Regions from separate parts of the Mus musculus genome. Here region 2 is linked to region 1. A link is a contact called in ENCODE Hi-C or POLR2A ChIA-PET data. All regions are on one chromosome and are shown on one strand. Each heading gives the region's core, a stretch centred on a gene start or an enhancer-like site at or near the end of the contact. The rest is flanking DNA. Distances are from core to core; before and after follow the strand shown. Region 1 overlaps Foxo3 (forkhead box O3). Region 2 overlaps Foxo3 (forkhead box O3).

Region 1 (5,674 bases), core at 2,724-5,223:
TCCTAAGGAGGGATCAGTAGCCACACTGGCAGTGGGACCACCACAGGCTCTTACAGAGAGCCTGCCTAGAGGGCTCTAGGCTCTAGCGGCCTCTCATTTTAGAGGGTTATTAGTGGTAGAACACAGTTCCTGGGGCCCATTATCTATGGTGCTCAGACGGGTCTTTCTAGCTACTTTATTAAGCCAACATGAAAACAGGGCCGCCATCTTGCAGAATGGCTCCAGTCCCAGCAGCCTCTCTTCATGCAGACTGGCCACCATAAAATCCATCATCTGAAGGCGGGACACTGACAAAGACCAATAACCACAGCTCACCAGTCCATTACCGTCCAAATACCTGGCAGGGCAGATGCCAGCCATAAATGTATTTATGGGTTCAGAAGTCCAATGGCTAGCTTTGCCACCTCAGTTTTATTGAAAACAGAAAAGTTAAAGAAAGAAGGCAGAAAGGAAGGGAGAGAGGAGAAGAGCTGGGTAAACCATCCGCACTGAGATGTTCTTCTCTACACCTTCCCGAGTACCAAGTGAAAAGCAAGGTCCTGTAAGACCACAGGGTCCTCCCCAATTCAATCTCAGGAAAACCACCATTAAAAAATAACCTACTGCCTTTAATCCCAACACTCGGGAGGCAGAGGCAGGTGGATTTCTGAGTTCGAGGCCAGCCTGGTCTACAGAGTGAGTTCCAGGACAGCCAGGGCTACACAGAGAAACCCTGTCTCAAAAAAAAAAAAAAAAAAAAAAAAACCTACTGTGCTGGACTGAGGTGGTGGCCCAGGCCTTTAAACCCAGCAATTGGGAGGAAGAGGAGAGAGGGGAGGGGATCTCTGAGTTCAAGGCCAGCCTGGTCTACAGACAGAGTTTCAGAACAGCCAGGGCTACACAGAGAAAAAAAACAAACAAACCCATATTGGAAAACAAAACAAACCAACCAGCCCTCCCCAAACTGTGGCTTCCCACTAATTTATGTTACTATCATAAGACATGAGCTGAATTTCTGAGGTTTTACTTTATGTGGAGAAAGGTAACTGAAGGTAATGAACAATGGTTTGACGAAACTCTAGTTCTGTCAAGTACGGGTTTTCTAACCCTACACTTATATCACACATACACTTGAAGCCCACCATGAAGTTCTCTTGGCTAGAAAACCATGCGTTTTGCTTGGCCATCCCGTCACCACAGTCAGTTACCGAGGCTGCCCAGAAGCCGCCCATCCAGACCTCGTAAGCAGCTCCAGTTATCTAGGCCAAGAGTCTGTGAGAAACTGTCACTTCTCATGCAGCCATGCTGACTTTCCTCAGCTCCAACAAACATTTATAAAGCCTCGAGAAACCCCTACAGTTCGTCCAAGGGGGCAAAGCTGAGAACAGCCCCTGTCTTTCTGTGTTACGCCTCTTCAGTGATGTGGTTAATTAGTAACCACGCTGGCAAATGTGACTGTGGCCACAATTCGTGGCCAACCTTCCAGGAGACATGCAATAGGTGTGTGGAGGAGGCAACCTGCTGGGATTGATGTTCCAGGCATGCTGACTGCACCGTGTGGGTCACCTTTGCCCGACCCACCCAGAGGACATTAACATAAAGGTGACTGCACTGGTTACGATTGGATAATTATTTTCTTCATGTAATGAACAATTCTCTGTTGCAAAATGCATTCACTGCAGAGGCTAAGGTGTCCATGACCCTTAACTATGCCAAATCATGATGAAGACAGGTGGATTCAAAACAGGACTGGAGTCGGCAAGAAGCTGCCTAGAGCTGCAGAGAATCTCACCACTCATTTACAGAGTGGGTGGGTAGGACAGCAAGCCAGGGAAGGTAGCCATGGAGGAGACAGGCCCAGTGCTGTGATGGGGACCTCAACTGCCCCTCTGGAGAAGGCAGGAGCAAACGCGCTCTATGTCTGGGATCCCTGCGAGGAGGCTATGATGTGCGGCACGCAATGCTCCCTAGCCGAGTGCCAAGCACAAGTCTCAACAGCAGATCTCATAGTCAGACATCTCGGACCCTAGCTTACTGTTTTCTGAGCATCGTGTGCTTTTGAGTCAAAAGGTGAGAGGGCGGTGCCTTCCAAGAAAGGATCACAAACTTGTAAAAGTTTTTTAGGGTGCAGTGCCAGAAACTAGACACTTGTTAGCGGCTGCTCACTGCATCTGCCTCAGCTCCTGCATCTACCTCAGCTCCTTCCAAGCCATGTTTACCTTGTGGAAACTCTGCTAACCCAGACACCAGCTGCGCATGCTTTCCCTGGAACACAGAGAGGGTTTGTCTGGAAGCAACATGTGGTTCCAATTTATCTTTCCCAGCAACAGCAAGGAGAAATCTACCCACTTTAAAAATAAAAAGGTTGTGCAATTTAACTCTTAAAAGCCCTGTTTTTTTTTTTTTTTGTTTTTGTTTTTGTTTTTTTGCAAAGACAATTCTAATTCCTCCTCCCCCTCCCCCTCCCCCTCTTTTTTATTTTCTGGGCTGTCTAGAGAGAGAGAGACCAAATGTGTAATGGCTGTCAACATATGAGCCCGTCACTGCCCACTAGACTCGGGAGACACTGCAGATGGCTCGTCTCCAGCAGTCTTCATCCGCCTCTCATGCAGAACCCATGTTTTAAGTTTGCCTCAGCGTTTGATGCGAGGGCACTGGCTATTTAGAACGAAGCTGTTCGATGCCTGGATTCTACTATTTGCTCCTGGTGACCTACGGGTGGCAATGGCTGCGTGGACAGCTCTGAGGCCGCAGAGGCTGACATGCCACATACAGAGGCAGCTACAGGAAACGCTGGCTGGGCGGACAGGGCCTGTCAAAGGTTTCAGTCGAGACTCCAGGTTTCTACTCGTTAGTAATTCTGCAGTCTGGCTGCCTGTTTGAGACTCCCAGGGTAGACTTTCCTCCCCCATGTCCCTTCCCAGAGGTCTGATTCAATACCTGTGCTGAGGCCTAGGTATTTTACTTTTTAAATTTTTTTGTTTTTTCAAGACAGGGTTTCTCTGTGTACCCCTGGCTGTCCTGGAACTCACTGTGTAGATCAGGCTGGCCTTGAACTCAGAGATACCTGCCTCTGCCTCCAGGGTACCACCATGGCCCAGTTGGGGCCTGGGTATTCTGAAGTCCCCCCAGTTATGCTAATGAGTAGTCATGATGAAACCCACTGAAGTCCCCTCCCCCTAGAGCATCCCACTCACGGATTCCCAGTGCCTCAGGTCTGGTAGCAGCCCAGTGACATCACTGGAGTCCAAGACTTAGACTCACCCTGTCACTGTCCCCTTTAGCTGGCTCTGCCCTCACCTGCATTCATCTCCAGACTCTATCTCCTCTGGACTAACCACCATGATGAATGAAAACAAAGACGAGTGTCAGAGCCTAACCCTGGCCTGGAAATTGAAAAACATTTTTTTCATATGGACTATCTATAGTGGCCAAAAAATAAACCTTTCAGCTGGATAAAAATGTAAATAACCCTTCATCAGAAGGACTGTGCAATCAACTCTGACGTGGAAGACAAGTTAGTCTCTTTCTAGCCTTACCCTTGTCTACAGTCTTAAAAGTTTAAACCATTAAAGGGCCTTAAAAAACAACGATGTTCTAAAATAAATGTTGTTGAGAACTTGGCAGAGGGATTGTATTTCCAGCTAGAAACAAGACTTCCCGCTAAATTTGCTGACAGTAATTCTCTACCCACAGATGTCCTCTGGAAGCATGTTCTACGTTGTCATGCAGACAGCCAGTGATAGCAGGATTAGAGCAGTGCTCCGATGAGCGGAGCCAGGATTGCTCTCCCCCTCGCCTGTCTTAGGTAGAGCTGGCCGGAGAAGCGGCCGAGGAGACAATCCTCGCAGGGAGGCAAAGTCTCCTTAGTGTGGAGGCAGCCAGCATGCTGCCGCACGCCGTGCTGTGGGCTTTCTAGCGTGGACTTTATTTTAATACAAGAGTGATAATATACATTGGTTTTTCACCGAGCTGTCCCACAGCTGCTTCTGCTCTTGGAGGGCAAGAGGGAACATTCCATTCCTTCCAGCCAAGCTTGCACTTGCGGCACACACAGATCCCTGGCAGCCTCGCACCTCTGCCCACACCCACGGCTTGCCGCCCAGCCCTCTTCCTCCCCTGCTCCCCAAGGCCTCACACTTCCCACTCCACAGTCCGGGCCCCAGACCAAGGAAACAGCCACAGGTACCCAGTTCACATGTCTCCTCCACAGAGCAGGTTAGACCACAGCTTTTAGCCAACTCTGCTCTTCAATGTATTCTTCCCTGAGGTTTTCAAATTGTTTCCCTCTCTCATGAGAGACTTGATAAATACATGCTGCTGAAATTCCCTTTAAAACCATGGTTATCTAGCCAGATAAAATCGATGTATTAGAGAGTTCAAAGCCAAGGGATCCCAAAACAGTCTTGAAATTTATTTTTGCAGTGTTTAACAACATAATTTTTATCAACCCAAACTTTACCTGAGATTTTAAAAAAAAGCTACATCTTTTTCCAGTTTGGAAACATACTATGTATAGAAATGGATGAAAAATGGACATTAGAAACTCACATCTAGAACTCAGGGACACAGCAGAAGGTTTAGAGTCACTTTAGTGACATTAGACACTTGGTACAATGCAGGGGAATACGGCACTGGGAAACGGCAGCCATATTTACAGTGCAAGAAAACGGGGATGAGACTGTAAGGCCGGACTTGGATTCAGTCAGTTAGTAAGTGGTAACAGGGCTGAGGTGAACATACCATCTCCTGGCCTTGAGGCATAAAGGTGATGTCACCCAGAAACAATATCAGCACAGTGGTATACTGAAGGAAGAGAGTACAGGATATACAAGACAAAGACACAATCCATCTATCTTACCCATCTATCTACTCACCTACCCAACCCTCCCTCCCTCCCTCCAGCCACCCACCTATCCATCCTATCCATCCATCCATCCATCTTATCCATCCATTCTATCCATCCATCCACCCACCCACCAACCCTGTATGGAACCTGGTTTACAGTGAGTACTCAGAATGCTGTCATCTAATCACTGGCTCTGTGGGAAGGGTGCAGAAGCCACAGGACTGGTCTGAGCTGCACTTTTAAGGTGAGTGAGCTGTGAGAGGGAGGTGAGGGCCTCACGAGTGCTGTGCTGTGCAGTAAGCGCCCACTGGGTAAGTCTGGAATGGCACTGAGGTTGCTTGCGAGTTCTCGGTCTCATCCAGGGTATTAGGAGATAGCACATGCTGACGCAGACGGAAGGTTCTAGTAGAGGGATGGGGAGACCAACAAATTGACAGGGCATAGACCAGCCAGTCGGTGGTGCAAGGCCTGGTAGATGCAGCTGAGATCTAGCTGAGATAGAGCTTCCTTTTAGTTCATCTTGCAAGGCTATGGGGCCTTCACTACTTAGAGACTCACTCGAAATCACAAGTAACAAACCTTGGCGCCAAGCAAGTGCACACGAAGGGAAACTCACAGCAGTGTGTATTTTACTGCAATCTGAAGGAAGAACATGTGCTCACTGCCTGCCAGGAGTCCCTGACACATCTCATCTTATTTTCTTTTCCCCACAAGCAGGAAGCTGAGAGAGAAGAAAGTTTAAGAGTGTGTCCGGTGAGCCTTGGTGCTGCGAATCCAGCCTGTTGGCTAACTCCAAAGTTCTTCTACCATGTGTTTTCCCAATTACCAAACCCACTGAGGAGAGAG
Region 2 (6,069 bases), core at 715-3,214, 46 kb after region 1:
AGAAGCAGATCCAGGAGCCGTATCCCACCACCTCAGACATTTCTGTCAGTGTGTTTCTGAGCTCTGTCCATGCTCCGGGTCGGTGGCTTGCTTCATATTACCCTGCTGAGGACTGTTCTCTTTATATTATCACACCGTGCTTTCCCCAGCCTTTTCTTGATGGTGCTTTAAAAGGGTGTACATCAAGTCTGGACAGATACTGTTTTGTTTTTATTGCAAGGTAGCTGATGCCAGAAGTACTTCTGCATAACTGCAAGGCCCATTCCAGGCTTCTGAACATTGCTTGATTTTGCTTTGCCTCCCTAAAGAATAATCTGCCCAATCATGGGGGGGGGGGTGGTGTGGAGGAGACGACCTTGATAACCTGAAAGTTTAGTTTACTGCTAACTCAAGGGGGCTATTTCAAGCTGCCGGAGAACTCAGAGGTAACTGTGACCAAGTAATTTTCAAGTGCAGCTTGCATGCCTGACCAGAGTGAACTCGGGACTTCAGTTTCGTGGGCTCTGGCCCTCCCACTCTGCCTGGCTCCCCTGGATTCGGGATTTCACACTGGCTTCTATATTGCCTGCCATCAGAAGGATATAATGGAATTTCTCTTGAGTCAGAACTGCCCTGAGAAGTCCTGTTTAGCAAAGAAAATGAACAGCCATGTAAAGATTGTTTAACTGCCATATCATGCAAGACCTCAGAGATCTCCAGTGGAGAAAGATAAGCCACAAGCCTCACATGACACTTATGTTTTAGGATGGCTGCCTGTCTACACTGGCACTCAAAGGGAAACGGACCACCTTTAACTTAATGTCACTCTTCCTTTTCTCCTCCAAACATTCTTTATGATCAGTGCTATTTTATTTATAATTATTTCAACAATACTAAAATAATAAATTTCATTTGAAAGAGCCCTAACAGCTGTAAACATGAGCCCCAGCTCCACTGAGGTTTGTAAATAACACAATCTAGTACTCCAGGCTCCATCTTCATTCCCAACGCCCACAGCCCCAAGCACAGCAAGCCAGCCTTCCTTCTAACGGTTAAGGGGGGGGGGGGGGGTTGTGGTATCTTCTGATCCCGACCACTCTGCTCCCAAGGCATCCCGCCATTCTTGAGCCCACTGCAGCTTCTCTGTCCAAACGGAAGGCTGAGCTAGAACGAGTTCCAAGGTTCCCAGCAGTGTGAACACTGCAACGCCACACTCATAAATGAGCCACAAGTTCCAATACCAAACGGGGAAAAGTTGGAGGGTTTCTGATCCAAAACAGATTCTGTGAGCAACACATCCGACAAAGTATGTCTCAATTCCTCATTCATGACTCCTGGTTGCTGCATCCTCTAAATAAATGCATTTCTTTTCTTTCCCCAAGTGTGATTATTATTCCTCTAAAGAGAATTTAAATTAAATCCTGATAGTGAATCCCTGTCTTCGTAGTAACTTTATGTACCTATGTGCCCATGCTGTATGCACACTAATAGTTAAGGCTTACAGTACCATACGGAACATGATGAAGTATGAAACTCATAATGCCAGTAACACAACAGAGGATGAAAGGTTAAAAAAACAAAACAAAACAAAACAAAAACTCCTGCTTGCTTTTGCAGTATTATCCTGACAACAGCCAATGCTTTTGTTTTAATCATGAAACTACAAAAGAATCATTTGGAAACTCACTCGCACCAGCAACAGGGAGGCTCTGCCTCAGACCCGGGGAAGTCAACACTGCGCATAGGGAAAGCCCTGCTTTCCAAAAGCCCACACTACGGAGCAGCAAGCCCTGCCTGATGTAATGGCAGCTGCAGCTGAGGTTCCAGCCTAGACCAGAGGCAGAGAGAAGCTTGCAAGCCTGGACTAGAATCCTGCAGAGTGCACTCTAAGAGTAAAGGCCTGCCTGAGGGACGGTGCGCTTTCCAAGACAGGCGGGAACCAAGGCCTGAGAGGCTGGCAGGAGTGTTTGTGCAAGCACACAGTCCTTCTTAGAACTGAATGTCCCCAGCACTTGGAAAGGAAGTAAACAAAGATCCAGGTCATGCCTGTGTCTGCGGAGCCCGGGGCAGCCAGAGCCTGGCCTGGCAGAGACTCCAGAACCCCTGGATTGCGAGCTTACATCACCAGGCTCTTAACTGTGGGCTGCCTGTGACCAAGAAAAATTACAAAAAGTACAGCCTATATTTCTCTCTGCCATTTAGCTGGCTTAAAAACAAAACAAAACAAAACAAACAAACAAACAAACAAAAAATAAACCAATCCTTTTCTGAAATAAAACGGGATCAGAGGAAAGAGCTTCTTGTGGACCAGGCCACAGTGGACTCCCGAAAGCCATCCATTTCTCCTCAGATCAGATTTATGGTGAACCCCTCCTACCCTCTCAAACTCAAAGCAGACCCAAGGAAAGGCTCAGAGGAAAGTCCTTGAAGAACATGCATTGCACACATGCTGCTGTAAAGCCCACAGCAATCTGGTCACATTATAAACATTCAGGGACCGAGTGAGGCACCTTCATCGCAGTCCAGCAAAAGCATTAAGCTCTCCTTTATTCTTCTCTACATCTAAGTCAGGAGACACGACAGTGAGCAGGGGGGTAGCCAGTCTGTTTACCTTCCTCCCCCAGCACACCAGAAGGCCCCCCCGCTAAGCCACACACACACACACACACACACACACACACACACACCCTGACCCTGAGGCCCTGGTGTCAAGGCAAGGCCGAGCCAAGCTACTTTGGTGAACGTACAGCCTACTGTTCCTGGTCAGCAGGGCACTGCAGCAGTGTGCTCTGTGGCCCTTTTTACAGTTGAAGCTCCATCTTAGCCCCTGCTTTTTCTTTCTTAAAACTGGGGACTGTAAAAGCAGCAGAACTGACGAGAGAGAGGGAAGAAGGCATGTCTACACATTGGCACATGTGTGGTTTTATATAACAAATGCACGCCTGTAAAGCTATCCACACACAACTGAATGTCTGGAATAGTAAAATAACCCATTCGTTAAAAATTATAAAATGTAGCAGCTCATTAAAGATAGTTAACTGTTCAACAACCTCAATTTATCTTTTTTTAAATCTTAATTTTTTTAATATAATTTAATGGGAAAAAAAAAAAAACCAATCCAGTCAACGCAATCCAATCAACAAACTAGCAAAAGGAACAAGCCAAGCGCTGAGAAATTCACAAAATGAATTTTTTTCTTTCTTTGAAATCAAGTCTCACCCTATAGCCCAGACTGACTGGAAATTGACTTATGTAGCCTAAGCTGACTTAGAACTCAGAAAACTTCTGCCTCAATCCCCTGAGTGCTGGGTAAGAGACATGAGCCACCACATAGGCTATAAAATGAGTATTAATAATTTAAAATAACTTGCTTTAAAGGACATATTCTATTTGCCTTTATTGAATTTATCAGTTTAAAAACAACACAATGCATTATTAAATGGGGTCGTGGCAATGCAATGGATGAGCAGACTGGTAGAATTTAGGGCCTTTCTCTCTGTTAATGTAGCTTAAAAATCTTAAATTATGAGATACTCCTCTGCCTCACTGTAAACAGCAGATATTAGATATTAGGAAGGACAGCTATCCAGAGGAAATGCTACCTGATACCACGCTCACCTAGCCCTATATCTGACTTCCCTCCGTGAGCAGCCTGGGACCCCTCTTGCCCAGACCCTCCTGCCATCTAGAGTCCCTTCCTGCCCTATATAAGCAGGAAGATCATGGAGTGCAGGGTAGACACTGGACCTATAGTCAAATACCACTTACAAGCCAGGGGTGTCTGGCCAAGGACCCACCAAACACCAACCAATTCAAGCACAGACAAGACCCAGCTCCCGGCCTCACTTTCTTCACTATTCAACCAAAGAGCATACACGGACCGTCTGAGGCCTCTGGCACAGATGTAGCAGGACTGTCTTGTCTGGCCTCAGTGGGAGAAGATGTGCCTAATCCTGTAGAGACTCCATGCCTCAGGGAGGGGAATGTGGGGGTCAGGGAGTGGGGGGGGCACCCTCTCAGAGGGAAAGGGGAGGAAGTATGTGGATAAGAACTCTGTGAGGGGGGACTGGGAGAGGGGAGAAGGATTTGGAATGTATCAGTTTAATTAATAATAAAAAGAACTGCCGGAGAAAAAGTTAACTACTGGGTTCCAGGGTTATTGAAAGGATAGTGCTCAATATCAAGAAATGAATCGAACCCACACCAGCTCCTGGGCCATTTTCTGGATGCCTCCTACATCATGGTCTTGTCACCTACTGTGGCCCTACTGAGTGCCGGTGCCGGTGCTGAGTGCCACCACACCCCAGTCACCCCAGCTTCCCCCTCAGCAAGCATTAGTCTTCTCCCCAACTCTCCTAGTTCCTGTCTGCCCACCCATTAGCAGGCTCCTCCCTGACCCATACTGCTTCCCAGCTAAGACTCAGGCACTGACGTCTGAATCCATACACACCCAATCAAACTCCCAGGATGCCAGAAAAGGAATTATAAAGCAAGTACGGAAACCACAGAAGAATGCTCAAATGGACTGGATCGCTACCTTAGACAATCAAATTCCCAAAATGAGGACTGCATCTCTTACATCAGTGTTTTCCTTAAGATGTATTAAGAGAAAACCTGCCACATTGCTGCTGGGAAACCGCTGTCACTCAGAGGCAGTTCAAAGGTCAAAGCAGATCTGTCTGTCCTGACCAAGTTAACCCGACTCCAGCATCTCTTCAAGACTATACAGCCCTTGGCTCTTCAGCTCCATCACTCAGCAGCAAACCTTTCTCCAAGTTGCCATGGTATAAGGCAGCGGCAGCAGCAAATTAAGTTTGAAATCGACACCACCTTGGTGGGAAAGGGCTCTTTGCTTTCCATAGGATGAACCCACACAGGAATGGCAGATCTCTTCAACATTTGTGGCAAGCTGCTAAGAAAATGGGGAGGGGATGAGATGAAACCAAACATCTGTTCCCCCATCTTTCCGACACACACCCTGGAAGGACACCTGAGGGCAGGAGCCACACACAGGAAAGGCACTGAAGCCAGGGCTAACACATCCCCTCTCTGCAGAAGCCTCTGGAGTTTAGATGATACTGAGTCCAACGTGTATTTAAAGTGGTTTGGACTTTCATCCTACTAAAACCAGAGAGGAGGCTGCAGGCTAACAGAATAACAATGATAGCCTCTTAATGTGCCCTGAATAGCCTCTAAGCCTCTATCTAATGGGAGGCAGAAAGACATCTGTGAATGGAGAAATGCATGGGGCACACCTTGAGAGGCTCCTGACTGTCTCAGGAAAAGCAGCTAGCCTCTCTCTGCTGAAGTGCTGGGGGGTTGGGGAATGGCATACAGTCTCTTGCAGAGTCATGACCCCACTCCACCTGAGTTCTAAACAGCTCTGTGTACATGCGCACAGGTCAAGCGGCGTGAAACCCCTGCACTGGGTTATTTTGAGACCTCTGAGGCTTTGGGTTGTAAGGGTTTTCAGCAGAATGCAAACCCTGACTGGGAAACCCGCAGTCCAGAATCTGGGACAGTAAGCCAGCCAAGATTCTCCAAGGTTTGGATATTCTGGCAAAGACAACTGCCAAACAAGAACCACAACAGAGATCAGGGACCCAAGCTTCTTATGTCAAATAGGTCTGGCTTAGGGACTCCATACAGGAATGTGCTTCAAGATTTGTGCCTTCTGCCTCTCATTAGAGGGCTTCTGTGGTTGGCCAGGGTTCTTTGGGAAAGTTATCGTTATTCTTCTACTAGTCTACGACCTCTTAGGTTCTAGTCAGATGGAAATCTAAACCATTCTACACATACACTTTACTTGGGACCATCCGACATTGGCTCTGTATCCTGATATATACAAGTTTCCAGACAGTCAGACTACAGGTGACACTCCTCACATACTACCAAGTGCCCGGGGCTGTGATACACCTTCTTGATTTACCTGGTAGACCATCTGTTAGGATGAGCCAGGTTAGCTCGTGTAAGAAAGAACACGCAGTATTCGTTCATGGTTATACAAACAAATAACAGAGCCAAAACGAGGGGAGAGCACCACCAGATCCCAGGACCCCAGTTACCGAAAAAGTTCTGTGCTCTGCTGCT

The links. A loop is a pair of places that touch in the nucleus more often than their neighbours do. ChIA-PET counts read pairs that join two places held with the same protein, here RNA polymerase II (POLR2A).
Region 2: a loop to region 1 is called in a map of heart, with 3 times the contacts of the local background. The contact joins two enhancer-like sites. A Hi-C loop is called at or near these places in 6 of 37 maps with a recorded cell type or tissue (gastrocnemius, heart and regulatory T cell). POLR2A ChIA-PET finds 5 or more read pairs at or near these places in 3 of 5 experiments (Patski and embryonic stem cell).

The regions. Positions count from the first base shown.
Region 1 is chr10:42,201,263-42,206,936 of GRCm38, forward strand. The region is part of intron 2 of Foxo3 (forkhead box O3); the gene reads right to left. Among named protein-coding and RNA genes, the nearest start is that of Gm38485, 71 kb to the right of the region's middle. Within about 2 kb of position 3,974, at least 2 of the 3 ENCODE cell types and tissues checked have a DNase peak (open chromatin) inside an H3K27ac peak, as active enhancers do; they include heart, where a contact is called at or near this core.
Region 2 is chr10:42,249,462-42,255,530 of GRCm38, forward strand. The region is part of intron 2 of Foxo3 (forkhead box O3); the gene reads right to left. The region is part of intron 1 of Gm38485 (a long non-coding RNA gene); the gene reads right to left. Among named protein-coding and RNA genes, the nearest start is that of Gm38485, 22 kb to the right of the region's middle. Within about 2 kb of position 1,965, at least 3 of the 3 ENCODE cell types and tissues checked have a DNase peak (open chromatin) inside an H3K27ac peak, as active enhancers do; they include heart, where a contact is called at or near this core.